Linked DNA regions of Homo sapiens: regions 2, 3, 4, 5, 6 and 7 are each linked to region 1. The links are chromatin contacts, found by Hi-C or POLR2A ChIA-PET in ENCODE. All regions are on one chromosome and are shown on one strand. Each heading gives the region's core, a stretch centred on a gene start or an enhancer-like site at or near the end of the contact. The rest is flanking DNA. Distances are from core to core; before and after follow the strand shown. Region 1 overlaps LINC00299 (long intergenic non-protein coding RNA 299). Region 2 has its middle 40 kb from the start of LINC01814. Region 3 has its middle 67 kb from the start of LINC01814. Region 4 has its middle 96 kb from the start of LINC01814. Region 5 has its middle 81 kb from the start of LINC00299. Region 6 has its middle 52 kb from the start of LINC00299. Region 7 has its middle 23 kb from the start of LINC01871.

What was found. A loop is a pair of places that touch in the nucleus more often than their neighbours do. ChIA-PET counts read pairs that join two places held with the same protein, here RNA polymerase II (POLR2A). Pooled maps may share reads with other maps.
Region 2: a map with no recorded cell type shows a loop between it and region 1 (2.1-fold over the local background). The contact joins two enhancer-like sites. A Hi-C loop is called at or near these places in 3 of 37 single-sample maps with no recorded cell type and 10 of 50 pooled maps.
Region 3: a map with no recorded cell type shows a loop between it and region 1 (3-fold over the local background). The contact joins two enhancer-like sites. A Hi-C loop is called at or near these places in 11 of 37 single-sample maps with no recorded cell type and 10 of 50 pooled maps.
Region 4: a loop to region 1 is called in a pooled map, with 2.0 times the contacts of the local background. The contact joins two enhancer-like sites. A Hi-C loop is called at or near these places in 4 of 37 single-sample maps with no recorded cell type and 8 of 50 pooled maps. POLR2A ChIA-PET finds 5 or more read pairs at or near these places in 1 of 52 experiments (activated CD4-positive, alpha-beta T cell).
Region 5: a loop to region 1 is called in a pooled map, with 2.6 times the contacts of the local background. The contact joins two enhancer-like sites. A Hi-C loop is called at or near these places in 11 of 37 single-sample maps with no recorded cell type and 13 of 50 pooled maps. POLR2A ChIA-PET finds 5 or more read pairs at or near these places in 1 of 52 experiments (activated CD4-positive, alpha-beta T cell).
Region 6: a loop to region 1 is called in a map of transverse colon, with 8 times the contacts of the local background. The contact joins two enhancer-like sites. A Hi-C loop is called at or near these places in 1 of 168 maps with a recorded cell type or tissue (transverse colon), 1 of 37 single-sample maps with no recorded cell type and 3 of 50 pooled maps.
Region 7: a pooled map shows a loop between it and region 1 (2.1-fold over the local background). The contact joins two enhancer-like sites. A Hi-C loop is called at or near these places in 6 of 50 pooled maps. POLR2A ChIA-PET finds 5 or more read pairs at or near these places in 2 of 52 experiments (OCI-LY7 and activated CD4-positive, alpha-beta T cell).

The regions. Positions count from the first base shown.
Region 1 is chr2:8,057,108-8,061,323 of GRCh38, forward strand. LINC00299 (long intergenic non-protein coding RNA 299) reads right to left here. Exons shown (of 9, transcript NR_034135.1): 8 at 3,241-3,298. Among named protein-coding and RNA genes, the nearest start is that of LINC00298, 82 kb to the left of the region's middle. Within about 2 kb of position 1,749, at least 2 of the 41 ENCODE cell types and tissues checked have a DNase peak (open chromatin) inside an H3K27ac peak, as active enhancers do.
Region 2 is chr2:8,541,202-8,545,417 of GRCh38, forward strand. No RefSeq gene overlaps it. Among named protein-coding and RNA genes, the nearest start is that of LINC01814, 40 kb to the right of the region's middle. RefSeq lists enhancers at 2,193-2,242, 2,253-2,542, 2,517-3,023, 3,024-3,530, 3,193-3,252 and 3 more and a silencer at 3,758-4,052. Within about 2 kb of position 2,095, at least 27 of the 41 ENCODE cell types and tissues checked have a DNase peak (open chromatin) inside an H3K27ac peak, as active enhancers do.
Region 3 is chr2:8,514,256-8,518,471 of GRCh38, forward strand. No RefSeq gene overlaps it. Among named protein-coding and RNA genes, the nearest start is that of LINC01814, 67 kb to the right of the region's middle. RefSeq lists enhancers at 843-952, 1,153-1,202. Within about 2 kb of position 1,741, at least 14 of the 41 ENCODE cell types and tissues checked have a DNase peak (open chromatin) inside an H3K27ac peak, as active enhancers do.
Region 4 is chr2:8,485,858-8,490,073 of GRCh38, forward strand. No RefSeq gene overlaps it. Among named protein-coding and RNA genes, the nearest start is that of LINC01814, 96 kb to the right of the region's middle. RefSeq lists an enhancer at 2,223-2,612. Within about 2 kb of position 1,959, at least 8 of the 41 ENCODE cell types and tissues checked have a DNase peak (open chromatin) inside an H3K27ac peak, as active enhancers do.
Region 5 is chr2:8,406,865-8,411,080 of GRCh38, forward strand. No RefSeq gene overlaps it. Among named protein-coding and RNA genes, the nearest start is that of LINC00299, 81 kb to the left of the region's middle. Within about 2 kb of position 2,052, at least 6 of the 41 ENCODE cell types and tissues checked have a DNase peak (open chromatin) inside an H3K27ac peak, as active enhancers do.
Region 6 is chr2:8,378,108-8,382,323 of GRCh38, forward strand. No RefSeq gene overlaps it. Among named protein-coding and RNA genes, the nearest start is that of LINC00299, 52 kb to the left of the region's middle. Within about 2 kb of position 2,129, at least 5 of the 41 ENCODE cell types and tissues checked have a DNase peak (open chromatin) inside an H3K27ac peak, as active enhancers do.
Region 7 is chr2:7,746,781-7,750,996 of GRCh38, forward strand. No RefSeq gene overlaps it. Among named protein-coding and RNA genes, the nearest start is that of LINC01871, 23 kb to the left of the region's middle. Within about 2 kb of position 2,436, at least 4 of the 41 ENCODE cell types and tissues checked have a DNase peak (open chromatin) inside an H3K27ac peak, as active enhancers do.

The sequences.
Region 1 (4,216 bases), core at 499-2,998:
ATGCAGCAGTATTTAGTTTTATTTAGTCCCATTTGTTTATTGTTGCTTTTGTTGCTTGTGTTTTTGGTATCATTTCCAAAAAGTCATTGGCAAAACCAATGTCAAAGAGTCTTTTCCCAAAATGTTTTGTCTAAGAGTTTTATAATTTCAGGTAGTTTTGGCAACATATTTATTAAAGAGACTATCATTTCCTCATTGTGGATTCTTGGCGCCTTGTCAAAAATTATTGATCGTATGTGTGTGGGTTTATTTCTGGGCTCTCTATTCTGTTCTATTGGTGTGTCTGCCTGTTTTTTATGCCAGCCATACTGTTTTTATTAGTATGGCTTTGTAGTATACTTTAAAATCAGGCAGTGTGATGCCTCCATCTTTGCTCTTTCTCAAGGTTATTTTGGCCGTTCAGAATCTTTTGTGGTTTGATACAAATTTTGGATCTTTTTTTGTATTTCTATGAAGAATGAACTTGGAAATTTGATAGAGATGGCATTGAGTCTATAGAATAATTTGGATAGTGTGGGTGTTTTAACAATATTAATTAATTATTATTGTTAATGTTGACCTCTTAAAATGATTTTGAAAGTATTCCTTTCTCTTCAGTTTTTTAGAATTATAATGAATCATGAATGATCAATTGGTTTCTCAGTTGTCTCTACTGGGGTTCTTTCAAATGAGTCATATTTGTATAATAGCCATATACTATTTTACAGGTAAGAAGGGATCAAGTGTTTTTATTAACTTCACAGAAATACTCCTCATGTATCTGGCTCTCACATTTGTATTCATTTTCTATGCTACATAATGAATCGCCACAAAATGGTGGATTAAAACAGCACATTTATTATCTTACTTTTTCTGTGGGTTAAGAGTCTTGGCATAGCTTAGCTATTTCCTCTGCTTAGCATCTCACAAGGCAGCAATCAAGGTGCGGTCTGGGCTACACTTCCATCAGAGGTTGGATGGGGGAAGAACTGCTTCTAACTTCCCTCAGATTTCCCTCAGATTGTTGAAAGAATTCATCTCTTTGCATTTGCAGAACTGACATTCCCAATTTCTTGTTGGCTGTTGGCTAAGGCAGCTCTCAACTCTACAGGTGTCTTATGGTTCCTTGTTGCATTGCCCTCCCATAAACTCTCTTGCAATATGGCAGATTCCTTCCTCAAGCCTCCAAGGGAGAGAAGTCTTATGTGTGCTATAAAGATGGGGTGTGTGTGTGTATGTTTGTGTGTGTATTTGTGTGTTGTAATATCCCATCACTGTTACCATATAAAATAGCCTGATCACAGGAAAAGATTAAATGGCAAGACCATAGGGCCACCCTACTAAGATCTGTCTGCCACAACATTTAAACCATTTATCTGAAACTCTTTTGGTAAGAAGCATCAGAAAATATTTACACAAGATGTAAATTAGAAAAAATATCACTGTTGGAGTATTGTCATGCAGGCCCTCCTGTGCTTCTTTGGGGAAGATTTGGGCAATAGAAAACCAACAACTCCCCTAGCAAAGGGCTAGACTTTCTGATAGAGAAGTCTAAATACAGACAACAAGTATTTCTTCTTTCAGTCCCAAGTGTAATGGCCTTTTCCCCTACTGCCAATTCAATGAAACAGTGCTAAAATTAGCCATTTGTTTTTGTTATTGTTATTCTTGTTACACTCCTTTGGCACTTAATACAATGTGTCCAACATAAACTTTGTCGTGTGCTTATGTCTTGCCTCCAGAGAGGAAGTGCTCTTTCTCTCCTCTGATCCAGTTGTGCAAAATCGGTTCCTCTTTCAGAGCTGTTATCATTTCCTGCCTTTTTTAAAGCTCTTTGTACATCTGCCTTGTCATTCCTATTGGTCTGAGATTTATTGGAAGTGAATGAAGAATGTTTTATTCCTCTCTAGCATCCTATAACAGCTAGCACAGAGCCTGGCATGTAGTAGACTCTCAGTTAATGTCACTGATTGGATGAATAAATAAATGAATGATTAGATTTTACTAAGGAAATTAAAACCTCTCTTGAGGGTATGCCTGAATTTTTGTATCATTTTACATGTTCCACATGTTTAACATATTTAGATCAAAGAAACCAATAAGAATCAACATCAACTCAATGACTGAAAAAGATGTCACATATTCAATTAGTTATTCAGGTCCCTAAGCTAATGTATGTAAATACAAAGATTAACTCTAAATCCAAAGTAAGCAGTTAATAAACAGATATTGACACACAGTCTACAGGTACACAATGAATGAAATCCCTCTTCTTTTCAGAAACACTCTAGATTAAAAAAAAAAAAAACACTGATCCAGAAAGACAACACCTGTGTCAACATCAGGGACTCCTCCCACCCGTGCACATCCCTCAGTCAATTCAAAAGAAGCGGAGCGTCCAGAGGCTAGAACATGTGCCAAACACCTCTGAATGTGCTGGTGCAGCCATCACTATAGAAAGTGCAGAAGTCAAAGACACCTGTACAATGACTGAAATCTCATTTACTGACCTAGGTATTTTAAAAATTCTATTTACCTGACCCTTTAATAAAAACACCTTTTTATTGCTTAAACATAATACTAAAATATGAGTAAATAACCTTGGCCTTTAAGAGGTGGATAAAAAAAGAGTTGGGAGGGACATATGAAGTCTGCCTTTTTTTTTCCTTTTTTTTCTTCTTTCTCTTCCTCCTTGTCTTCCTCCTTCAATCCAGAACAAAGTAGGCAAGTGAACACCAAGAAATGTAAAGCATACAGGTCTACCCGAGGTACAGAGGTATGGTTCAATGGAAAAAGCTCTGGACTAAGAACTAGAAGCCCCCGGCCGTAATCCTGATTCAACTCTGGACCCTAAATCACTTCCAATTATCAGCCTTAGTTTTCTCATCCATAAAAAGAAGCTGTTGGAGTAGGTGATTTCGCAAGTTCTTAGAAAGGTGTGATGCATTTGGAAAGAATTCTAAAGAGTCCTTACAATCAAAGTAAAGATTTGGAGGGTTGAAATATGTAGTTTCAGAATCAATAATAATAAGTTGTTTTTTACTGTGGAAAACCTCACCACTCTTTTCCAGATGGCTTTTTCATTAAACACCCTCAATATTATTTTTCACTGTGTTCTTGAGACTGCTTTCTAGTTTCAGTTCACACATATTTATGCCCTCTAAAATGTTCTCTAAGTTGGGAGTTCATCTGGAAAAAGTCAAAATGAAAGTGAAGCACCCCACCAAGCCCCCCACCAAAATCAAACTCACTGAAACTTACCTTCCTTGCTAAAAACTTCAGGTTCCTTTCTCTCCTCATGCCAAATTGTTCACAAAATCTAAACCAAGGAAACAATGAGATTTTAAACTGCATTACATGTTTTGTGAAACTCTCTTCTCCTCCTTCCCCAAGCTATCCACTTCTTTGTCTCTAAGGTAGAATATACTGAAAATAAAATGCAAGGATGCACTTAAATTCATATAAATTTTAGCACTGGAAAAATCTTTGGTTTAATCCAACTCTGTTACTTTTTTATTTTATTATTTGTCCCAGATTACCAAGATATTTTATAATAGATGTGAATTACCTGAAAATTCTCTGACAAGCATGGATAATAAAAACAAAATGAAAGAAGGCGGAATGTTTATTCATACCCATACCTAATATGTTGCAATCATTTCTATGACATATATGCCCTCATTTCTTTCACATAGCTTATTTCATTTACCCTTTAGCACAGGTGTGCAAGGTGGCCACTATTACCTTCATTTTAAAGATGAAACAGAAGGTCAGGAGAGCTATGTGACTTTCCTGAGTTCAACAAATAAGCTAAATGAGGAACCATGTCAGTGCTGAGATTTGAATCCACATCTGATCCCAAAGTTTGTGGACTTGCTCTTTTACCAAAGAGATATTCAGTAAGTTTAAAACATTTAGTAACTACATTGTTAAATTCTAAAGGAAACTCATTTTTTTTTCTGTATATTCACTTCCCAGAGCTTTTTAGGATATTAACCAGTCTCTAACACACAGTAGGCTTTGGTCCAACTAGTGTAAAACATGGTGCATAAATTCACCAGAGATAAAGAAAATATTAATACACGAGTAGCTAACCATTGGTGGCAAGTGACAGGAGAGGGAAGGTTTACAGATTTAGGTAAAGTGTTTTATTTATCCGAAGTTTTCTCTTGGGTATTTTCAGACTACCATAACTCCTTCTGAACATGAGAGACTGGACACATCTCTCTGTTCTTTG
Region 2 (4,216 bases), core at 845-3,344, 480 kb after region 1:
CTGCCCCAGGCATGGCAGGCATACCAGGTTCCTGGCTAGTGAAGTGGTTTGCTCAGGAGTTTTTGCAGAACCAGAAAACTTAGATGGAGCCCCATTTTAGAGATGAGGAAACCGAGATAGAGGATGCTTCGGATGACAGTACTTTGGTGCCTGTGCCACGAATAGCACCCGGATCACCCTGGACCACCTGCCTTTGATGTGGCACGGCAGCTGCATACATTTTCCTGTGCAGGCACTTGGGTGGCCTGAGTTGCCTCCAAATTTGGACATCTGGCTGCTTCTTGGTGCCCCCACCTGAAACCCAATCCACCTCTTCCGAAGCCAGCAGATAGTGAATTGCTCAGTAAGAAAAAGGTCTGTGCAAAACAGGAGACTAGAAAGAAACCTCAGTGCCTCCAGGAACCTCACGTGAGCTCCGTTTGACTCTGCAGAAGCAAGTTCCTTGCTTTTAGAGGAGTGACTGTGGCTGGGCATCATCCAGACCTATGTGCAATTATTGGTCGAAGGCGTCTCTCCCGCTAGACGGAAGCGCTCAGAGAACCAGGCAGTGGAAGGTGCATGACTGGGAGGAATGAAGGATGGCCATCCTGAAGTGGAAGGTGTGTGACTGAGAGGAATGAAGGATGGCCGTCCTGAGGCTGCGCTCGAATGGAGGCTTATTTAACATGGAGCCTCGTGCAAAACACCCCGGAGCAGGCCCCTATAGGATTGAGATCGCTCCCTGTGATCTGCTGCTTCCCTCTCCAGTGGTTTTTATCTTTGAACAGAGCAAATCCTGGCTCCACTCAGACCTGCTCCGTGAGAGCCGAATGCAGTCACTGCACCTGGTCGGGGCTGAGGAGCTTCTCAGCCATTCCAACAAGGCCTGGTCATCGAAAAGCCATGATTTTCTTGCATTCTGGGCCTTGTGACTTCTTGAGACGGGAAAAATGAAGCGCTGTTCCACGATTTTGTTCTCAATCTAAAGGACCATTGCTTTGGAAAGTGGTCAGATTCTGCTTTTGGTTGATTTTAGGATCCAAAACTATGGCGATGGGAAAAAGGAAATGCATTTTAGGATTTCAGGTATTGTCTAAAATTTGCACATGATTATATCCTGCAATCTTAATGGTTCATGCGTCTCATGCTCAACCAAGAGCCTCTGCTGGCCTAAATGATCAAAGCATTTCCAGGAATTATTCAAGAAAAAAAAATCTGCTCCCGTCACTCACCGGCTGAAACCCCCTCAGTGGCTCCCACTGCCCTCAGATGCAGTCACCCTCCTTACTGAGCTTAGTGAGGGCTGCACTAAGCACTTTGCATTATTCTCTCATTGAAGTATCACAACAATCACAAAAGGAACTATCATTAAACCCATTGCATGGATGAGAAAACTGATCCTTAGAGAGGTCAGGGACTGGTTCAAGCTGACTGTGCTGTACAGTGTCAGAGCAGGGATGACCCCAAACCCACCAAGGCCATTCTTAGCACCCGCAATCTCCATGACCATCTCCTAACTCTCTCCCTCCCCCTCATCTATTTCCTACCCATGGATGAAACTGTTTGTGTCTCACCTACTACTACAGTGAGCCCCTTCTGCTTACCTCCCTGGGCCCCAGGCTGGCCCCACTGGGTGCTCCTGGCAGCAAAGTCCATGTCTGATTAGGGAACTTCTTATTAGGAGGCTTCCTTGTTTGCTTTACCCACCTTCTCCAGACTGGGACCCCTGGAGACAGAGCCCTTAGCTCCCGAGGCCAGGTGGTCCCTTGCTGTGCCCAGCACAGATCCTGGTGCCTGGGAGGAAGGCAGTAAATCTGTGTGAAGTGGGTCATTTCATTCTGCATTGGAGGATCATTTTCATGCTCCATAACCCACGGCTATCAATAAAATTAATATTAGCTTCCAGTAAAGTCTAGAGAGGTGCTTCTCACACTAGAGTAGGCAACAGGGCCACCCGGAGAGTCAGGTAAAACTCGGAGGCGCTGGCTCCAGAGGCCCAGACAGGTGAGGCTGTGTGGCTGGTCCTGCCCCCGCCTCTGAGGGGCACTGCTCGGCAGCCAGCAGCCCACCCCTGAGTGCAACACTCAGCAACCAAAGGCACCTGGCTGGGCGATGACTGACAGTGAGGCAGCTCCAAAACTCCCTTCCACAGCATTTACAAAACAGACACAAAGTTTTCTATTTGGAGGAGTCATTTGCTGCAATGGGGGTTTTCCCTTCGTTTTTGGAAATGCCATGAAATAAAATGTTAAGTGTGACTCCAGTATCCTAATCTGAGGCACAGACAACTCACCGCAGTTACACCTCAGAGAAAACATGGGGCTCCCCGGGAGAGGGGCCTCACTCAGCCTGGAGTTATGTTCTGACTTCTCAAAACATGAAACCATTTATATTGGCTCTGGCACATTCAAAAAAAAAAAATTCCCTTATGTCACATGCACGCGCGCGTGCACAGAGATCAGCTTTCGGTTCACAATGAGTGTGCCCCTGGGTCTTTTCTGTGTCTCACTCATTGAAGCCTGGGGGACCAGGCCCTGGGGGACCGACGGGGTGCCTCCGTCTGTGCTCCTTGTCCCTGTTGGCCAGAGCTGGTGAATCACCCGGCCCCAGCAGCCTGCGTCCTTTCCCAATTACCGTAGCTGTCAGAGCTGACTAAAAAACCAGTAGCAGCTGGCAGGAAATGGGTAAGAAAACTGACCACAGATAAACTGTAGGACTCTACAGAGCAGTGGCAGATAGACTCGGGGACAGGAAGTGGAGCTGTTAAGACTCGGCCCTCGCCTGCTCCCGGGCACCTCAGGGCCATCGAAGGGCGCGTGCACCTGAGATGCTGCGGTGCTCGCGTCACGCAATGACCCCGCAGCAGGCACCAGCCACGGCCCCCGAAGGGAAAGAAGCAGTCAGGAGTGGCGGAGAAGCACCCCCAAAAGCCCAGGCCTTTGAGACTCCTGCAAAGGCAGTGGTTCTGCTAGTCCAGGGGTGATGGAATCGCAGCCGGCAGAGCCTGCGCTGTTGAGGTCAAATGACCTGCTGGCCGTGCATTGCCTCACCCGGCTCCCTGAAGCCAAAATGACCAGCTCTCAGGCAGGGAGAGGCCACCACACATTGAGAACAGTGCTGGTGTTGAGGTGGGGAGGCGCTTCTCTGTGGAGTTACAGGTCCAGCGTTTTCAATACTCCCACCGCGTTTCAGCCAATGCCAAGGGCGGGCCCTTCAGAATCCCTAGTGAGGAGAAAGTATCAGCCAGGTGGCATGCTGGATCCTTCCATGCATCATCCCACTCCTGTTCACATACCCTAGGAGGCAGCTAAGACTATCCCCATTTTACGGATGTGCAAAGGGAGGCTCAGGATTAAATAGGCCTGGCCCTGGGTTCCACCACCTATCCACCTATGAGGGGCAGAGCCCAGATTCAAAGTCTGACTGGGGTCTCTGCCCCGACGACCTCTGCTCACAGCGTGCCGCTAGGTGCTGAGATGGGAAGAGGAGAGAAGGGGTCAGAGGAGAGAGGGGGAGTGAGCACAGTGGAGGAGGCTTGCCTGGGCCCTGATGCTTCACCCAGAAAGAAAATGGGGTGGTCAGTGTTTAATCGCATCTTCCCAGTGGCCCAAGCTGCATGTCCACCCAGGACACCATCCCAAGCAGCCCAGCAAGGGGGACCCACCCTCTCTGCACCAAGGCAGACCCAAGGTGCTTCCAGGGGCAGCCAGAACAGGGTGGCTTCTGTGTGGCCTGCTGTGGGACAAGCTGCTGTGACAAGAAGCAGCATCTGCTATTGAACTTGTGACCCAGGCCTTGGTCCCTCACAGGGAGCAGGGCACAGCTGGGACAGAGGGTGAGGGTCCCCTTCCCATCTCTCGGAGGTGGCAGAGTGCACCTGCTCCACGGAGCGTGCGCAGCCCCCTCTGCTGGCGCCCGGTCCAGCTCTCGGGTGAGCTAGACGGGAGTTCAGCTGGGCGTGACTCACCCCTGTTCCTGGAACTGTCTGAAGGCGGGGAGGATGCTGTGGGTAGGCTCTAACTGTATCATCTGGGCTGGGGCCGGTAGCAGATGGTCCTTATAAAAAAAAAAAAAAAGTACTTCCATGTGGGCTTAAAATAGCGCAGCACTCACCATCAGCTGAATGGGGAAATGTACGAGCCAGTCTTTCACGTGGGAGTGGGCACTGCAGGCTGGAGGTTGGGACAAGGGGCCCAGACACCAGCCACAGCGGCCAAGCCCAGGAGGTGGAGAGGAG
Region 3 (4,216 bases), core at 491-2,990, 460 kb after region 1:
CCATCCTCTGAGCAGGGAAGCCAGGTGCCAGCACAGGCAGAGCCAACTTCAAGTCACACAGATCTCATTCAAACCCCACTCTGCTGTCTCTTAACTGTCCAACCTTGAGCAAGTATCTTGGCCCCATCTGTAATCTGGAGATGAGGACAGTACCAGCCCCACAGAGCTGCTGTGAAGATCCCATGAGGAGGTACATGCAAACCACTGGGCACGATGTCTAGCACTCAACAGACACTAAATTGATCACGGCTGTCATTTAAATTAGCCACATAAATGTGTTTCATTCTTGGAAGGTCACGTATTCCTCACAGCGTATGGTGCCCCAGTCTTTCCACTACTGCTGCATTTTGGAGTGTCCTCTAGCTTTCAACCATGGATAATGAGACCTGCAGATAAGCCATTTCCAAACTCCCCTAGTAGAGCCAGGCACCCCATCCCCATCCCACAATTCTCACTGCCTGGTCCTCATTTCTGTGCTCACCTCCTTCCCTTCATGGAGGCTCTCAGGCAGAGCTGTGTGACCTCCCTTTCCCTCTCCATCTGTCTGTGCAGAGCTAGCACGGGAGGGCTTGGCAAATGTTTATTTACTGAGCAGGAGTTACCAACTTTTCTCCCAGCTGATGATTTAAGTACAAGTTTCAGTATGATTCCTCCAGTAGCCGACCAAAGGCGGATTTTAAACTAAGAAACACACCTGTATTTAGCACACCAGGGGATTCACCAGTTCCCCTGGGGCTGGTCTTGGCACAGTTTCATCCAGAAAAAAACCACCAGAGGAACCTTCAGCACATTAAACACCCATAGGCAATATGCACTGTGTGGGGGGTCAGGTGCTCATTGTCTCATTTCTTCCTCTGCCCATGAGGTAGGGTGTGTGAGCCCCATTTTACAGATGAGCAAACTGTTGGTAGGCAAGTCTACTTTGCTAAAGGTCATGTCGCTGCCGCATGTTTATCTGCATTTGAGACTAGAAAAGCAATTGATGTCTGTTCTAGGAATTAGGGACACTGGTGCTGAGAACACTTAAAAATAGCCCCGTGCATTTTCCCATTCTTGAAACAGGTTTACTAATCAGGAACGCAGCTGAAAAAATCCAGCAAAATGACTCAGTTCCAAGTAAAATGTCATTTCTCCCCCATCACTTTGGGACAACCCCAGCAAAGCCAGCACAGCATAGAAACAGAAAGAGAGACAGCAGAGAGGCCAAGAGGCAGAGAGGAGAAAAGGGGAAGAGGCCACATGGGTGGCTGCAGGGCCTCTCACAGTGCCCTGCAGCCTCAGTCAATTCCGGGGGTGCTCACAAGGCTAAAACGCTGGCTGTAAAATCAAGGGCAAGCTGGAGGGCTGGTTTCCTGTCTTCTAAATATACTCCTGTTCCGATGGTATCTCGTCCCCTGCGTCACGAAGGAGGGCTGCCCTTGACACTGTGAATGTCTCAGGAACACCTCAACCCAAAGGAAGCTGGGGTGTAGAAAGCTCGAGGTTCCTAATACCTTCAGGAACAGCACACTCAGGTCCTGCTCAGGCACTGGGCATGGCTGCCTCCTGCTCCTCTTTATCCACCCTCCTCCCCCTCCTCCCCCTCCTCCCTCTCCTTCCTCCCTTCCTCTTCCCTATCTTCCTCCTCCTCAAGGTCTTCCTCCTTCTCCCCCTCCTCTTCCTCCTGCTCCTCCCTTTCCCCTCCTCCTCCTCCTCCCCTTCCCCTCCTCCACCTCCCCACACAGAGCACCTCAAGCCCTCCAGGTGGGCAGTAACTGTCCAGCAGAGCTGCTGTCTGTGAATGTTATCAGAGGAAACACTTCAGAACTGAGAAGCAAACAGAAACCATTCTACACCTGCTGTCGCTCCACTTCCTCTGGGCCCCAACCTCCAGCCAGGTGTCCTCATGGGAAGAAAGGGCCCATTCAGGACTGCGGCTAGTGGTTCCCAGTTGAGTTCCTCCAACATGGCAGGAAGAAAGGAAGACACAGTAGGAGGCAGCAGAGCCTTGTGGTGAAGCCTAGGGCTCAGAGTGGAGCCCACCTACTGCCCATGCTGCATGTCCTGGCTCTGTGACCTTCGGGCAGGCTGTGGTTTATCATTACTTGTAATTTGTAACATTGAGTTACAAATACTGTGACTAGTTCAGAGGATTTATGAGGATGAAATGAGTTATCTGCTTAAACCACATAACATAGTGCATGGCCCTACACTTTGGGAGCTGGCGTGCCTGCCCTGAGCCCCACGCATTCACACTGTGTCATTTTTACAGCTGTGCCACCTGCCTCCTCACCTTCACCCTCCACCCCTCACACACCCTTCCAGGGTACCCCGATCCCGCAGGCTGCTTCCCATCTCTCCCTGAAATGCAGCCCGTCCTTTGGAGAGCCTTCCAGGACCTTTTCCCACTCTTGTGCACGCTTGACCATCATCAATTTAGTGATCTTTTCCCTAATAGATTTCACGTTCTCTCAGGCCCAGAGCCATGTCTAAGTAACAGTGACTAGTGGCTATGTGAATCTATTAATTCTCACACCTAAAATAGAACTCCACACAAAGGAGGTGCTCAATAAATGCTCATTGAGCAATCAACAATAACGACCAAGGCTCAGAGAGGTGAAGTAACCTGCTCTGTGTCACAGAGCTTGGAAGTGGCACATCTGGAATTCCAAGGCCAGTCACACCAAGGCAGGTCCAAGTCCTACTGCCCCTCAGCATCCTCCTCCCGTAGACGGTGATGCACCTGGGGGAGCAGAAGCAGTAGTTCCCAAGTCTACAGTGGAGCAAGAGGCTCAGAAATGGAGATCTCGGAGCTGCCCGCGTACAGCCTGGAGTAAAGGACACGCCATGCTGCCATTAAGCACCATTTCAGCCCCTCGTTGCCTGCACAGGTCCAACACGGAGCAGCTTGGCTGGGAGGCAGAACGGCAAGTAAAGCCTCCCTCCAAACAAGCCACCCCGCAAAAGGCTTGAAGGAGCACCCGTATTCAGAGACCACCCACTTTAATACAGATAATACTCTAGTAGCTTATATTTATTGATTTCCACACCTGCTAGGGACTGTTCCCAGCATGTGTGATTAAGAGTATCTATAATCGCAAGGCGCGGTAGCTCAGTCCTATAATCCTAGCACTTGGGAGGCCGAGGCAGGTGGATCACTTGAGCTCAGGAGTTCGAGACCAGCCTGGGCAACAGGGTGAAACCCCATCTCTACAAAAATACAAAAATTAGCTGTGTGTGGTGGCACATGCCTGTAATCCCAGCTATTTGGGGGAGCTGAGGCAGGAGGATCACCTGAACCTGGGAAGTGGAGGTTGCAGTGAGCTGAGATCATGCCCCAGTACTCCAGCCTGGGTGACAGAGCAAGACTCGGTCTAAAAAAAAAAATATATATATATATATATATATATAAAATTATTTGATCCTCGTGGCAACCTTACAAGATGGGCACTGTCAGCCGCCATCATCAGCATCTTACAGATGGGGAAACTGAGGTGGGGGAGAGAAGCAAGTTGCCTAGTGTCCTGAGTATCACACTGCTAGAAATTCCTGCAGCCTGGGTGCAGGCAGTGGGGCTCCAGTATCTGTACTTTTTACCAGTTTGCCACTCTGTTTTGATGTGATTTTTTTTTTTAATGTTAAAGGTGAGGTGGGGATAAGTTCCCAAAGGTGCTCATTGAGTCCCACTGTTGTGGAGTCACTTTCTGTGGAGTCCTCATGACAGGCCCTGGAGGCAGGAGACCCGGAATCACCTACTCCCACAAGCCCATGCCGGCCTGGCTCAGCCATGCTTTTAGAAAGTACTCCCAGGAGGCTATTGCAACACTCCAGGGGCATCCCCTGACATCCCTGCACCTGCCTGGACATCCTGTCCTCTCCTCCTTTCTTCCAGCAACTTCCTGGGTCTCAGGGAGGGGGGTGGGATTCCAGTGGGGTGCGGGAGTGGGAAGCACTCCATCCGGGCCGAGGGAGGAGTCATTTCCCAGCTCCAGTCAGCACCTGTTTCTCCGCCTCTGGCCCATGGTAGGAAGGGAGCTGCCAGGCATCCCGCCCTTGAGGCCTCTGAGCGAACGAGAGCTGGTTCACAAGCTCGGAACCTGGAGGCTCAGAATGCGGCGGCTGCTAGCTGTGTGACAATGGACAGGTCACTGAGGTCCCTGGCAATGGGTGGGAGGTCGTTAGCGCTCCTTGCCAGGATAGCCTCTAAAGCCCTTCCTCGGGGGACCGGTCAGCACAT
Region 4 (4,216 bases), core at 709-3,208, 430 kb after region 1:
TTTTGATTTATGAAGGTCAAAAATCAAGGTGTGAGGTGTTTCCTTGAAGTTCAAGGCTTCAAGAGATATGCTTTAGAAGGGAAGTCCAAATAACCACAAGTCATATATCATCATCTAACTGTTTTTGCCCCTATAAACATCAGTTGGCATTTACCCTATGTTCTTCACCCACTTGGCCAGCAGTCTAATAATAACAATAACAATAAATAACTACCGGTTATCAAATACTTATTACTTGAATGTCTTGGCTCATTGAATGCTTACATGTCTATGATGTGGATCATATTCTTTTTACCATGCAATTAATTTTGTTATTGTGGTAAGAACATTAAACATGAGATTTACCCTCCTGATAAATATTTAAGTGCACGATGCTTTATTGTTGACTATAGGTACAATGCGGTACGGTAGATCTCCAGACCTTATTTATCTCGCTTGACTGAAACTTTATGCCCATTGATTAGTAACTCCCCACTTCCTGCCTCTCCAACCCCTGGTAACCAACTACCATTCACACTCTGCTTCTGTGAATTTCACTATTTTAGAGACCTCATATAAGTGTAATCATGCAGTATTTGTCTTTCTATTACTGGCTTATTTCACTTGCAATAATTGTCCTCAAGTTTCATTCATGTCATTGCATATTGCAGGATTTCCTCCTCTTTAAAGACTGAATAATATTCCATTGTATGGATGGACCACATTTTCTGTATGTACTCATCTATCCACAGACATTGTCTTAGTTGTTTCCACATCTTGGATATGTGGGCAATCTTATCAAGCCCTTTTCACAAATGAGATAACTGAGACTCAGAAAAGGCAACCCACCCACATTCAAATATTTGGTAACTTGCTCAAACCAGATCTTGCCTACCACCGACTCCATATGCCTGATGTCCACCAAGCATTTGCAACCACAGGAATAAAAGTCACTGGGTGCACATTCTACTCCAGGTGCTTTATACATCCTATCTAGAACCGAGCAACCTCACCTGGCAGACAGCTCCCTGACATGAACCTTTATGAAGAAAGCCAAGTTAGTCAAGAGGGAAGCCCCGATCCCAGCCCAAGCAGTCAGATTCCAAAGGCCCGTTTCTGCTGTTCCAAGTTGTTCTTCTCCCCGCCTGCAAATAAAAACACCTAAGGGATTTTTTTTTTTTTTTTTTTTGAGACAGAGCCTCGCTTTGTCGCCCAGGCTGGAGTGCAGTGGCGCGATCTCGGCTCACTGCAAGCTCCGCGTCCTGGGTTCACGCCATTCTCCTGCCTCAGCCTCCTGAGTAGCTGGGACTACAGGCACCCGCCACCGCGCCCGGCTAATTTTTTTGTATTTTTCAGTAGAGACGGGGTTTCACTGTGTTAGCCAGGATAGTCTCTATCTCCTCGGCCTCCCAAAGTGCTGGGATTACAGGCGTGAGCCACCTCGCCCGGCCGGATATTTTTTTTAATGTTGGTTCCCAGGTCTTTTCCTAAGAGTTTCTGATTCCATTGGTCCAGTGTGGGGCCCCAGCTTCTGCGTTTTATTTTAAAACCCCTCAGAAGATTCTAACAGTTCACTGGGCAGCCGGGGCCGACAACGGCTGCATGGCTCCCCTTATTCCTTACAGATCCCAGGCACTCCACGGGGCACATTCTGCCCTCCAGGGGCTGCCAGGTTGCTGAGCAGTGACCAGGAAACCTCACCCAATAAGAGAATTTGTCGGACGGGGGCTTTGGAGAGAGCCAAGTGAGGCCGCGGGAGGGAAGCCTGGGCCAATGCGGTTTGGGAAGAGATGGGAATTGGCAGGAAAGGATTCCTTAGGGGAGGGGACGTTTGTGCTGAGTAAGGTTCACCAAGAGAAAAAGGGGGAGAAAAGTAAACCTGCCATGCTAGCGTCTCCACTTCCCTTTCCTGCTAAACGGCTGTATGGACGTGATCCCCCAGAGGCACGGCGGGCTCCAGCCTGCCCGCTCAGCCCTTCTCTGACTGGAGAGGAAAGCACGTGTGCCCATCAGCCCACGAGCTGCAGCCACCAGCCCCACGGCCTCCTGGATGAACTCCATTAAGCCAACTCAGAGAGTTCAATTTTTGCTTCAGTTCTAAAAAGACAAATGAGGATCTGGGTGAAGAATTGTTAGAGATTTTTCATTCTAATTGAGAAACTCACCCAGAGAGGCTGCCAGAGCCCAGGTAATCAATCTCTTGGGCCGTGTGTGACAGGGCAGCCTTCGCGCCCCTATTCCACGGGGAGAAATCAGAACTTCCGGTGGACCCGCAGGGGTCACAGGAAGTCCCCTTTGCACAGACCGGTCCCCATTGTCGGGAAGAACAGGGTGACATCCAATCAGCTTCTCCAGGTCCAAATCAATCACCTACATTTCAATTCCCTTTTCTCATCAAATGCCAGCTGCGAAAGAGCCCAGCCTCATCAGAATTCTGCTGTGATGAGTGTTGAAACTACAGGAATTAAGAACTAGGTCACCGCAGGGGAAGGCTGCTCTGTGGTTTCATTATCTAGGTTGCTGGAAAGCCCCCATCTCACAGGGATCCCCCTAGTCACCAGAGCACCGTGAGGCGTGGATATTCAGCATCCGAAATGCATTTTTTGTGGGGACAGCAGCACACGTGGGGAAGGAACACAGAATCGGCTGTGGCCAGCGGGTCTATTCATGCCGTGAAGATCCTCCCAGACCCCTCCCGATGCCTACTGGGCTTCAGGCCCCAGGAAACAAAGCTAAGTCATGCTAGCCCCTGCTCTGGAGAAACCGCTTCCCGGTGGCTGGGATGGAAACAAGCACCAGGCCCCGAGGATGCAGAATCAGAGGATTCCCAGGAGCTTCGTGTGAGGCTGGAGGGCCCAGCTGGGATGTGCAGGGAGGGACCCCTCAGGGCTGTGCGCTTTAGCTGAGCTGAGTGCAAAGGATGACAAGGAGGAGAAAAAGAAAAGAGAGCAAGATGGAGCTGGGGCGAGAGCAGAGAGATGCATCAAGGGGAGAAAGCAATGTGTCCAAAGACATGAGACAGAGAGGCCCATTCCCTCTGTGGGAGGTGGAAGAGGGGCGGTGGGCCCTCTTTGAGCCCACCTGCTGTGCTAGGGAGGCAGAACTGTGCCCTAAGACACAAGAGACTTGTTGGATGACTTTCTGGCAAAGACAGAACCTGATCAGATGCATGCGTCTGAAAGGATGGTGCAGGCAGCCTGCAGCCCGGGAGCAGGGTGAGAGGCTGCAGGATCACAGTGGGCAGCTGGGCCACCCTAGGGAAGGCACTGACTGATTGGAGGTTTGCAGGCTAACCAAGCTGGAGGCTGCATGTGAGAAGGAGGGAGGAGAGCTCCAGGACAATCACAGATGATCATGATGGGCTGGGCGCGTGCCGCCTACGCTGTACCCACTAAGCACTTAACTTGCATTATTTTATCATCTTCAAAATCCCTTGCCGCAGGAGCTGTTATAGTCCCCATTTTTCAGAAGAGAAAACAGAGACAAAAAGCAGTTGAGACCACAGAGCCATGACATGCAGTACAAGGCCGTCGGCTTCCAGGGTCCCCTGTTAACCACAGCCTAGCGTGCCCATCCAAGGCCGGCCCATGGTGGCCAGCTTGCACAGCAGGGTGGATGGCAGGGCCAGTCATGGGGAAGGAGGGCACTAACAGAGAAGGTCTAAGCTGAGACACCAGTGGAAGATCTAGGGCAACAGGCAACACTGCCCCGTGGGAATTCTTCTGTGCTATGTTCTAGAATGTTCTGTAATTCTGCCCTGTCTGATACAATAGCCGTGAGTCACATATGTGAAATACAGCTACTGCAAGTGAGGAGCTGAATTTTAAACTTCATTTCATTTTAATTAACGTTCATCACCACATGTGCAACTGGCTACCATGCCAGTTATGGTAGATCTAGGGTTTGCAGACAGCAAGCAATGTACTTTTTGCATCTAAAGCTCAGGAAGGCACCTGGGCTGGTGATGTATGAACAATGGTTTCCGCTTAGCAGCTCCAGGTACTTCTGGCTGGTATCATGCATTCCTATTTGGTAAGAAAACTAAGGCTTACGGATGTTAAGCAAGGCCCCACATTCGTGCATGGATGACCCAGACACAGCACAGGGGAATCCAATTCCGAAGCCCCTTTGTTTATCTACCACGGCCCCTAATACCACCCCCAAGTTTTCCGTAGAGCAGGATAAGAACACAGGCCTCTGGGTTTGGGGACCGCCACTTATAGGTGAAATCACAGGG
Region 5 (4,216 bases), core at 802-3,301, 350 kb after region 1:
GAAAATATTTTATTTAAAAATTATGCTTAAAAAAATCCCAATTAAAATGATGCCATTAGCACTGTCCACCCTCAACACACACACAAATTAATTTTAAAAATAAAGCTTATTTCTAAATCCTTACACAAAAGAACTGATTTTAAATGACACGCAGTTGGTAGCAGATCTGAACCACACAGAGCCCCAGCTTGGTGCTCCGTCTCCCCGGCCATGTGAGGACACAGCCCTCTTGAACTTCTAAACTGCCCCTCAGGAAGCAGAGCAGCATGGAAACGGTGTGAAAACCAAGCCAGCCTTTCCATTCACCAGGGGTTTTCATTCCTATTCCATATACTGGACAAAGTCACCCACAGAGCAGCTGAATTACTTCCTGGTCTTTCTTGAAGTATTTCAGTTCTCAGGCAGACCCGGGGCATACAAAGTTGTGTCCAAAATCATCACTCTACCTCCAGGTTTCTCTGTAACCAGCAATTTACTAAAAGTACTTCCTGGGCCTCAAGGTGGGAACTTTATGAGCTTCAGATTCTGTACCTTCCAGTCTAACCAAAGTTATACGTGATCATTAATTTCATGTTTCAACTTGACTGGGCTACAAGATACCCAGATAGTTGGTAAAACAGTATTTCTGGGTTGCCTGGTACAGCGTTTCCAGAAGAGATTAGCATTTGAATCAGTGTACTGAGTAAGGAACACCAATCCTCATCAATGTGAGTGTCATCATCTATCCAATGAATAGAGTAAAAGGTGAAGGAAGGGTGAGTTCACTCCCTCTGCTTGAGCTGGGACATCCTTCTACTCTTGCCTCCTGACATTGAAACTTCTCGTTCTCTGGCCTTCAGACTTGAACTAAATTCCCCACCAGCTTTCATGGTTCCCCAGCTTGCAAAGGGCAGGTCACAGGACGTCTGGACCTCCACAACCCTGGGAGCCATTAACATTGTAAACCTCCCACGTGTCTATCTCTATATGTCCTACAGGTTACGTTTCGCTTAGAGAACCCTGACTAATACTGTATACTTCCCAATGCCTACTTTAATCCTCAAAAGAAAGCTGAATCTGATTCACACAGTTTTATTCAATAAAGATCTCGATGACAATGTCAATTCAGGTGATTGGAACAGTTAAAACTGAGCCAAAATGCTGTGTGACACTAAAAATCCAGAAAAATTTACAGAAAAAAAGTTATTTGTTATTATTTATTTATATTTATTTTATTTTATTTTTGAGATGGAGTATCACTTCCATTGCACAGCTGGAGTGCAGTGGCACAATCTCCGCTCACCGCAACCTCCACCTCCTGGGTTCAAGCGATTCTCCTTCCTCAACCTCCCCAATAGCTGGGATTACAGGCTTGTGCCACCACGCCCAGCTAATTTTTTTGTATTTTTAGTAGAGACAGGGTTTCACCATGTTGGCCAGGCTGGTCTCAAACTCCTGACCTCAGGTGATCCACCCACCTCAGCTTCTCAAAGTGCTAGGATTACAGCTGTGAGCCACTGCGCCCGACCAGCAAAAAGTTATTCTTACTCTGTTTTTCAATGCTACTCTATACCAAGCTGTAATGGGTATACATACATAGATTATAAAGCAATGAGACCCCTTGTTTATGTCCCACAGTGATGCCCAAGTTATCTGCGATATGCTATATTCATTGGTTAATGTGAGTACTTGGGGAGTTTCTAATATAACCTTTAATGTGTGTGAACAAATTGCCAATAAATCCCAGAATAGACTTTAAGAAGTCAGCATGATTTTTCCCTGTTAGATATCATCTTTAAAAAGGGTAGGAGAAAGTTGTCTGGAAAAAAAAAAAAAAAAAAACTTCAGCATGTAAATTAATTTTAAAATGGGCATGGTAGTTTTACATTTTGAAGATAAGAAGATTAACCAGAAGGAACTGAGAGAGAAAATTATCAAACCTGAATGGGGAAAAATGCCTGAAAAAATATAGCTGTGAAGAGAGCTGAGTCATTTGTGATAGAATTTTAAGGCCCTGCAAAAGTCCCGAACATGGTCACAAGTGGTTTACATAAATCCATGTGCCCTCTTCTTCGAGCCAATCAACTGCTCTCCAGCCCTGCGGCGAGTGGCATCGCTAGGATGAGTCAATGACACTGTCACACAGTAGAAAACACAGCCTCCTTCCATCTCCATGATGTGCTTTCTCACAACTTCATTAAACTGAACCAGAAATCACATCAGACAACATGGAAGAGTCATGGGATGACTTTTGACATGAGATTGAGAGACAGGTGGGTGAGACTTCAAGAAAAATGACACAAAGATAAGACAGTTTCAGATTCAAGATGATCTTACACTTCTGAAAACCCAAACATCAACGTCTTAGGGCCAGAAAGTAAAACTTCTAATGAATAGGATGTGAAAGTCGCCAGGCAGACTCCTTGCATTTCACCATGACACTAAATGAAAGCACAGAAAGTCCAGAAGCTAAATGAATGTGTAAGATTTCTCAGACAAGATCTCTGGGGTCGCTCTAATTATAACACCCAAATGTTGTTAGCAACAATAGAAAGAGCAATTTAGATATGTGATTTGGTGATTGTTTAAAATACATTTGGGGCTCTTTTGAGAGTTCTGAAATTTCCATAGCAGCTGCGTACTTCAGACCTGGTGGCATTTGGGGAAACACTTGTCAAATCCATACTTGGAGCCCAGGCTGCCTGGTGAAAACGGATTTTTTTCCCTATTGTTAAGTGAAAATTCCATGAGCAAAATATTCTTACATTGTGCCCAGTAGAAATGTACCTTTCCACTGAAAATATTACCCTAATGAGCTTGCTTGTAATGTTCACACTGGAAATAACAGAAACATGCAGGCCCTCCCTGTCTTTTTCTCTTCTATGACCTTCTCCTCCACTTTACTGACAGAGTATGAGTAAGCTGGCAGAAAATCAACAGGGACAAAGGGAACTACTGGCCTCTTGGTTACAGAGGGCCCTTTCGATACCATCCTACATCTACAATACACCACCAGTTTCCTCCTCCATGATGTGACGTTCTTTAAGGAATAGTTTAGAAGGGCCTGACTTAGAACTATGCCAACAGCTCTTGGCACCACTTATTTGCAGACTCTGGCCCAACTGGCTGAAATCAGTCTTTGCTAATTTATCAGCCAGCACAGGTCTCAGCTGCAGTTTTCAGCTTTGATCAAAGCTGAAGCCCATATCATCGTAACATCATGTGTGAGTCTGGGTCTGGATCAGCAGTGGCTGGGAAGACTAAGGAGAAGCACAGAAGGGACCCAGAGTATGGCTGGGCCACCTGCTCCCCTCATTAGGATGGGATGAAATAGTGCAGCTGATTGGCCCAGGGAGAAGGGGGTGTGGGCTGGAGATGGAACAGAGGAGGGTTAGAGAGGGGCTCCCAGGAGGCTGGAATTCTATCTCACCGGCTGCCATCTATTAACCTTGACTAAAGACCTGGCACTGGCCTTGGCACTTACAGATGGTTAGGAACCCAGCCCTCGAGGACTCAGAGACCAGAGACCGCTAGTTCTAATATAGGTCAGACCTGTAAATGCATGAATGGGGAAGAAATAATCAACAATGGGACTACAGAGAAACAAAGAAATATCAGAAGGACAGACTACAAGGATAGTTTAGCCGCAAATTCACCCAAAAACAGGGAAAATTAGAGGAGGAAAAAAGGTTCCAGGACCTTTTTTCCCTTCATTCGAATCCACTTATTAAGCACCTACTAATGCAACCATTTATTAAGCACCTTCTACATGCAAGACACACAAATATTAATAGATAGAGTTCCAGCCCTCCGGGACTTCAAGACACAAACACAAACAACTGTGGAAAAGATTGCATGGTAATAAGATATTTCCCTGTGCAAAGTACTGTGAGTGAGAGACCCTGTCTGGGGGAGGATCTGGAGAGCTTCCAGGAGAAGTTGCCATTCACAATGAGCCTTCCAAGGTGAGTAGGGCTTCAACTTGCCAAGATGGGAGGTTAGCTTTGGCTCAACTCTTGTAAGCCTGAAGTTAACAATGCCAGGTGCAGAGCTTTCTTCCCTTTCCTGGAGGTTTGAAGGGGGAGGCTCACAGCCTGCAGGCAGCATGGCCTGCATTCTCTTACGAGATGTATCTCTTTGAGATACGGCTCCTTGCCCTGCAGAAAAGTGCAGCAGTTAACTGGAGCAGCAAGGAGACCCGGAATTCTGGGAGACCACCGGGCAAAACAGAGGCTGA
Region 6 (4,216 bases), core at 879-3,378, 320 kb after region 1:
AGGTATTTCATAAACGGTGGATGAAGGAATGAATGAGCAGTTTCAGAAACATTCTGGCTCTCCCTTTACCCACCTGGCTCAACCTCAGCTTCCCCCTGGGATTTCTATGGCATGGCCACTGTCTTAGCTAAAGTCCACTAAGCACTGCTTACAGTGCTACCAGCAACTATATGCAAATCTAGAAAATCCTGACAATCGGTAGGACATCTTTAGGCCATATCATTCTCTAATAGATTCATATCATGATTTATAATTTGAGTAGAAACAGAACATTTGGTATTCAGTGAAAATAATTTGTTTTGGGAAAAAAAGGATAAAAATATCCAAGAATACCCAAATCGATAGTAATAGCATGCAGATGTTCTTTGTCATGAACTTTACTGTCAGCGCACTGTTAGGAATTCCCTTCTGTCCTTGAAAGAATAGACTTCGAGTTCCACCTGAAACCGCAAAGTACACAAATGCAAAACCGCACACACTAATGGGTACAAAATCATCACCAAACCAAAAACAGGTAGTAGCTTACAAGATGACAGTCTGTCTCAGTCATTCTAGGCAAAGCCTCCCATGCATGGTTCTCTGAGCCGTTTGCATCTCTTTCCTTCTGTTGGTTTTTGGGCATTTTTCTACTCTCTTGATCATTTCAGTACCAGCAGGAGGGTAGGAGAGGCAAATAGAGATGAAATCATAATCCTCTTTCCTTCCCCCTCATGGTATTTATGATAAAAGGCTTGAGGGAAAAGAGAGCTAAATTTAAGAGCTGAAATGAGGGCTTTGAATAACCCTAGGGTTTTGATTATTCATGGCAATGGCTCTCTCCTGTTTTCACAGACATTTGATTCAAGTCAACAAGTGCATCCTGAGAATCAATTCTTTCCCATACAAAGTGCTAGGCATTTTGAGAAATACAAGAGAACCAAAGATTTCAGCTCTGCTCTCAGGAAGTTTTTTGTCTCTTGAGCAGTACAAGGTTGACATATGTGAAATAACCATGAGCCATTAAGACAGTAAGGATAATCAAAGATCCAAATAAATAGAATAAATACACGTATGATGGAAATTCCCAGCGTCAGTTGCACACGCTCAAACTGGCTCTTCTCTCTCATCCCCAGCTACACAATGGCTGATGAGAACTGGCCTAGAATCTTGTCTCCCTCTTTTATAATATATTAACACCAAGAGCAGCAATACACCAAAGTTCAAATATGGTAACAAAAATGATGACAATGCAAGATTTTTTACTAACAAAGATACCCTGAGAGCCTGGCAACCAGGCCACGCCAACATCGAAAGGAATTAATTTTTTTGGTTTCCAGCACTGAAGCTTCTCACTCAGGATTCCAACAAACCACTCTCCCTGGTGACCTGAAGACCCAAACGGTCACTATCTCATCCCTGCCCCGTAAAGAACGTCACACAAGGGCACTTGTTCTACAGTCGTGGTCAAATAGCCAGTGGGAACGCTTTGTTCCAATTTGGAATCTAATTCTGTGATACGTGTAGATTATAATACATTGCAATTTTTCTTCATTCTCTTTGCATGTAAATTAATCCACTGCACTGGAACTACTACTTAAAACAAAGGGTGTTGATTTATAGTCAGTCTCTCCCTCATAAATCACACCTGCAGCGTGGTGCTCAGGGCCCGCCAGGCTGTGCCAGCACTTACCTTTTATAAATGATGTGGGGTGACCTCCCATTGTGAAGCAGCCTGATACAATCCCATTCTTCCTTCCCACATTCACTTTTCCTTGGCTGGTTATTCCCACAGGGACTTCAGACCCTGTGTTTGCAAGCATGCCAGTTGTGTTCTGTTTTGTTTTATTTTTTACATTAAGGAGTGTCAAAATTAAAATCTATGGCTTTGCCCCCCTGTATTTGCTATCTATGGAAATACAGCTGTGCCTCTTGTCCCCTCCCTTGTAACCAACATGCCTTTCAGCATCTCATCTGGGTCACTTTTAGAGTCAGAAGTCTGACCTTTCAAGAGCCTAGAGTGCGAGGGGGCAGCCGGCTTTCTCATTCAGCAGAGGAAGCTGGCTAATAACCACAGAAGTTCCCCCATGAAGTGTTCTGTTGGGTCTTAGGGGAGAAATGCTCAAAGTCCGTCATTTCCCGTGCATCTGGTTTCCCTGCCACTTTCAGAGACCTACAGGAAGCCAGGCGGAAGGCGTGTCAAGGAAGCAGGGACTCAGGATAGCAGCCATGCCTGGGAGAGCTAAAATCAGCCCTCACCAGACCCTTTCCTGATGGAGTAGGCAGTGTCAGGAGAGAAAAGGGTGACAACATGTTCTTAAAGCCCAGGGTAGTGACAGCAGGTCCCTGAGCCCAGATCTGAAAACGTATTTATCTTTCCTGAAGTCTTGAGATGTTAAAGGTTCCTAGTACAATACGCACAGCAGAGCTGGGAGCATCCCCTGTATATATTGCCCTGTTGTTAACGGCTGTTATAATGGTAATGGTATTGTTACAAGAAAAACTTTAGATAAATTAATTCAACAGAGTTTAATTGATCAAAGAACAATTCTCCAATTGGGCAGCGCTTGGAACCAGAAGAGAGGCTCAGAGAGCTCTCCACTCTGCAAGTGCGCAGGCAGCATTTATGGGCAGAAAACAGAAGTGTGGTACAGAAAGGGCCTGACTGATTACAGGCAGCCTTTGCCATATTTGAATGTGGTCTGAACAGCTGGCGGTCTGGGATTGACTGAAGTTCAGCTGCTGTGATTGGCTGAGACTCAGTTATGATACAAAAGTATACTTCAAAGGTGGGCTTTCAGTGAGTTTACATACTAAGTTACCTTGCAATTTGTTACCCAGGGACTCAAAGTAGGGAGGCCTCCTCAGGCCACATTTAGCTTAATTTAACAGTGTCATTATTAACAAAAGTGAGGGGTGGGCAGCTTCACCTTCCTGTTAAAGGGGATGGGAGCCTCTGGTCGGCCTCCACTGGGTCACCTCGGGCAAGCCACACAACCTCAGCAGGCGTCACTTTATTTTCTAGTGCAGTGAGCATAGGGGCCATGTTTTAACTTACTTCTAGCTGTAAAGTTAAATTATTCTGAGATGTATGCAATCAAGGAAGATTGATGTTTATTAGGAAAGCACTCCCCCAAAAATTTGGTGTAAGAACCAGTTAAGTGTTACCTAGTGGGAAACATTTGGGACATACTAGGTTTCCTTATGGCAGGCCTTCTCAGAACATTTTTTGGGTCTTCTTTTTTTTTTTATTGTTTTCTTTATTTTATAGGATTATTTAAGTTACAAAAAAAATACATGCTCCTTATAAACAATACAGAGGTTAGTTAATTAAATATGGATAACCTCACCTTCGTTACTCCAATACCAGCCCCAGAGGTAAATAACACTAGGGTTTGGTATGTCTGCATCTTCCCAAAATCTCAGGTCCACCAGGACTCTCTAGGAGGAGGATGGAGCAAGAAACCTTACCCAAATTGTTTGACCATCCTACCGTTTTTCACATAGCATCTCACAGGTCTGTGTCTTGCTCTGGTTTACATACTAAGGGAAATCTTGAAATAAAGCTAAGGATTGCTTTTGATGGAATAAGATTCTTTTACAAAATCTGTAAGAAATCCACACAGGTAAGAGGTCAACAAAAACAACACTATTTTGACCCCAGATCACAGGACCCATTCATTCTTTTTTTTTTTATTTATGTATTTATTTTGAGACAGAGTATTGCTCTGTTGCCCAGGCTGGAGTGCAGTGGCACAATCTCGGTTCACTACAACCTCCACCTCCTGGGTCCCAGAGATTCTCCTCACTCAGCCTCCCAAGTAGCTGGGATTACAGGCGTGCATCACCACAACCAGCTAATTTTTTTTTTTTTCAAGACGGGGGTTTCACCCTGATGGCCAGGCTGGTCTCGAACTCCTGACCTCAAGTGATCCACCTGCCTCAGCCTCCTGAAGTGCTGAAACCACAGGTGTGAGCCACAGCACCCAGCTGATCCATTCATTTTTAATAAGATTTGGGAGAATCTTTAAATCACCAAGATGCCACAAATAGCTTCTCTGAAGGAGGCTCTCAGACCCAGTGTCCAGGTTCCTCCCAGCTTGGGCTATCACTTACCCTGTGTGTCCTCAGCTTCTCCAAGCATCAGGGATGGAAGATGGTGGGACTCAAAACAACCCCTGCCACACACACAAAGGCTGGCAGAGGCTGACACTGTGATCATTAGGTTCCCAGCTCCAGC
Region 7 (4,216 bases), core at 1,186-3,685, 310 kb before region 1:
AAAAACTGCCTCTCATTACAGTTATATACCATAAGGGGTGCTGCCAAATTTATATCCAGAGTTAAATTCATATCCTAAAGTACCCTATTTGTCACAGAATAACAAATAGATATGAAACAGAGATTGATTTCAAAAAAACTGAAAAATAAAAGACAACTCTAAGGAAAACAAAAAGAATGAACTGAAAGTGAATAAAACTTATCAAAATATGGAAAATAGCAAGATAGATCAGAAATTTTAAGGATCAATTTTTTGAAATAATGAAAATGAGAGAGCAAATCTATGACACAGAAAAATAAAAGTATTAAAAATCATAAAGTTCATATAATAATAGTGAATAATAACAGTAGTGTATAAAACCTGAAAGGCTGTCAGGTGCGGGGTTAAATGCCAATTACTTTTACATCTTGTTGTATAGATACTTTCCTGGATTTTTTTTTTAATAGAATTTTGCTGTCACTTGGGCTGGAGTGCAGTGGATCACCACAGTATCAACCTCCTGGGCTCAAGCTATCCTCAGCCGCCTGAGTAGTTGGGCCTTACAGGAGCATGCCACAATGTCCAGCTAATTCTTCTATATTTTTTGCAGAATTGGGTCTTGCTCTGTTGCCCAGGCTGGTCTTGAACTCCTGGGCTCAAGCAATCTTTAATCTTCCTGTTTCGGCCTCCCAAAATGCTAGGATTACAAGCATGAGCCACCATGCCTGTTCTAGATATTTTTAAGTTGCCAAAACAGTAGAAAGAATGAGTAGAATGCTAACAAGTATAACACTATGGATTTTTTGTTTCAAAATTTAACAAAGGATTAATTGTAAAATATTTAATAAAATCCAGAGCACAGACACATGGACTGCTACCCAATTAATTCTATAAAACTTCAAAAAGATTTCTATCAAGATTTGAGAATGCACACAAATAACAGTTGTGAAAAGAAAAACCTTAGACGAATTAAATTTCACAGAGGTCAATTGAGCAAACAATGATTTGCAAATTGGGCAGTTCCCTGAACCAGAGAGACTCTGGTGCTGTTGGGTGATTGGGGAAGATTTAAGGGCTGAAAAAGGGCCGGGTGCAGTGGCTCACACTTGTGATCTCAGCACTTTGGGAGGCCGAGGGGGACAGATCACTTGAGATCGGGAGTTTGAGACCAGCCTGGCCAACATGGTTAAACCCCATCTCTACTAAAAATACAAAAATTAGTGGGGCATGGTGGTGGGTGCCTATAGTCCCAGCTACTCTTGAGTCTAAAGCAAGAGAATCGCTTGAACCCGGGAGGCAGAGATTGCAGTGAGCCGAGATCATGCTACTGCATTCCAGCCTGGGCGACAGAGCGAGACTCCATCTCAAAAAAAAAAAAAAAAAAAAAAAAAGAGAGAGAGAGTGAGACTCTGTCTTAAAACAAAAAAGACTGAAAAAGGAAATCCCAGGTAGAAAAGACGGAAGTGAGGTCAGAAACAGCCAGACTTGTTACAGCTGGGTAGTGTCTTATTTGAACTTGGTTTGGACAGTTGGCTGCCTTTGGCCAAAACTCAGTAATGGGCACAAGGGTTGGTTCCAGTTTGTTTAACATCTAGTTAGGTTTCAGTTCACTGTACGTGAAGAAACCTTCAGGCTGAATTTAAAATATGTAAGGAGACAGCTTTAGGCTAAACTTTTTTAGCAGAATTTAACACTGGGAATTAAAAATAGGTTATTAAGCTAAAATTTTTGTGTTACTTTAAAACATGCAAAAATACGTTTGTTCATCATTAATTCACTATAGGTCCAAGGTCTTTTCTTTGATATGTGTACCGATCATAATTCTGTATTACATGTTGAACAAGCAACCTATCATATACATTTCAAGTTTTGGTATTTTGAAAGTGAAAAGTGAAATTAAAGACATTTACAAAGCAATCCACGTCCAGAAACGTTGTGACGCTGCGTTGGAGAGGCTGTGGGGCTGCCGAGAGAGCGTGGAGATTCCATTAAATTCAGACTCTGGAACAGGCCCTTTGTAACCAGTAAAACAGACAATTTTAGCCGTCACAGACGCTCTGCAGCCGTAAAGTACCTCTAAACAACTAATAGTGTGAAAGTGTGGTGAGAAATGAGAGCTCGACCACAGCTCCTGAAGGCCAGCCCTATGACATCTGTTCCCACCACAGCGGGTGGCTGTTCCCATATCCAGCCACAGCAGGGTTCCAGCCCCTCTGTACAGGGGAGAAAGATGTGGACCCTGAGGATGCTGACAACCTGGGTGCAGAGCAAGATTGACCAGGGATCTGCATGGCCTGTCCTCAGTAAAGACAGCCTGGAGAGGACCAGACTGAGGTCACGTTGAAAAAAGGGACGTGACCAAGGGACAGGAGTCCCCTGGTGCTACATCGTCAACTGCCTGCCGAGGAACCTGGAAAGTCCTTCGCCAAGAGATGGCTCGAAGACAGGAGCAGCCGATCCTACTGAGGTCACTGAGCGCCTGAGGCTGGGCAGGATGCAGCTGAGCAAAGCCTGGCTTGGCAGCTCTACGCTCTTCCTGTTTAGTCATCCAACAAGAAGAAAGAAAAGTGAATCTCTAGCAATACGATTTTTCTTAAAAAAATGGCAACAAAGACCTTTCATTGTTCTATATAGGACCAAATAAAGATTTAAAGAACTCACTTCAAATTTGTATTTCGTCTTTTCAAGGTGAATTTTTCGAAGTATACAACTGCAAGCACTCTTAATGTTTAAAATCAAATTTTTAAAAATAGTTCTGAATGTTCTAGTGAATGAAAAGAGACAAGAACCAACATAACGGGAACTACTTGAAATAATAATTTTTAAAAAGTCCATTTATAATTCAAAGAATATACTTAGATTATACCTTAGATAGCCTAAGAGAATCAACTGAAAAAAATGTTAGACTCAATAACTTAGATAAGCAAAGTAAACAGATAAAATATAGATACAGATTATTCAATATTTTTTTTAGAAATGAGCAGTAAGCTTTTAGAAAATAAAATGAAAAAAAGACCCTATCCAAAATAGTAGTAGAAACATAAAGTACCTAGCTATAAATTTTGCAAGATTTATGTAGAAAGTATATGAAAACAAAAATATTTCTATGATCTGTAAAATACAAATAATATACAGGGTTTATTATATTTTGAATGGAAACATTGAATACTATAAACAATTTTTATAATAAGCCTTTAAAAAATTCTTCCATAATGAATTTATGTGATTAAAATAAGTCAGACCAAATTGCTAATGACAGAACATTTACGAGAATGAAATAAACCACAAGCTGTCATCTTTGCAACCAAATGGAGACCGATAGAAGAAAATGGAAAAAAAAAATATGTTACTGATTTTGTAGAGAGATGGAAGCATTGTTTAAAATAGCATGCTAAGACATGCCTGGAAATCCATATCCACCCTGACTGCCTATGAAATGAGCTAATGAATTATCCTTAATTTTATTTTCTAAGCAGGTTTGAGTTATGTGTCTGTGTCGATCAATTGCAAATGAAAGAACATAATTACAACTAGCTATTAATTTATAAAAATAAAATCTAGCCTCTATAGCAGCTGAAATGTTTGTACCAATGGAAGTGTCCTGTTCTGAGATGCTCAACACTGTGGCCCACATGGGGCTACTGGGTGCTCGAAATGTGGCTGGTGCAGCTGAAGAGCTAAATTTTTTAATTCTATGTAAGTTAGTGAATTTCAAATTAAATTATGTGGCTGGTGGCTACAGCTTTGGACAGGGCAGCTCTATAATGATAAAATCTTGTAATTAAGGTAATAAAAGCTGTTTTTGCATTACAAATTAGAAGTAACTTTGGAAACCCCTTAATGCTGGAGAGCATGACATGTGAAAAGAATTCTCTCATTTACCTGTAAAAGCTCGAATTTGTACACACTTGCAATCTTTTCCTAAAATAATATGTCAATTTTTATCAAGTACAAAACTTTAGCCCAGTAATTCTGGAAAATTCTAGGGAATCCTAACAAAATAGTCAAAGATGTTGATAATAATTTGTGCATAAAAAGTATTAATACCACATCATTTATGATTTTAAAAATGTAAAATACATTAAAATGAGCAACAAATAGAAACAATTACCAACTAAATGAGTAAACAATGGAAATAATGAAAATTTGGGAACTTGGAGAACATTAACTATTATACCTTCACCTAAAGTCAAGTTTACAGCAATTATTCATTAAATTGCAAAATATTTACAACATA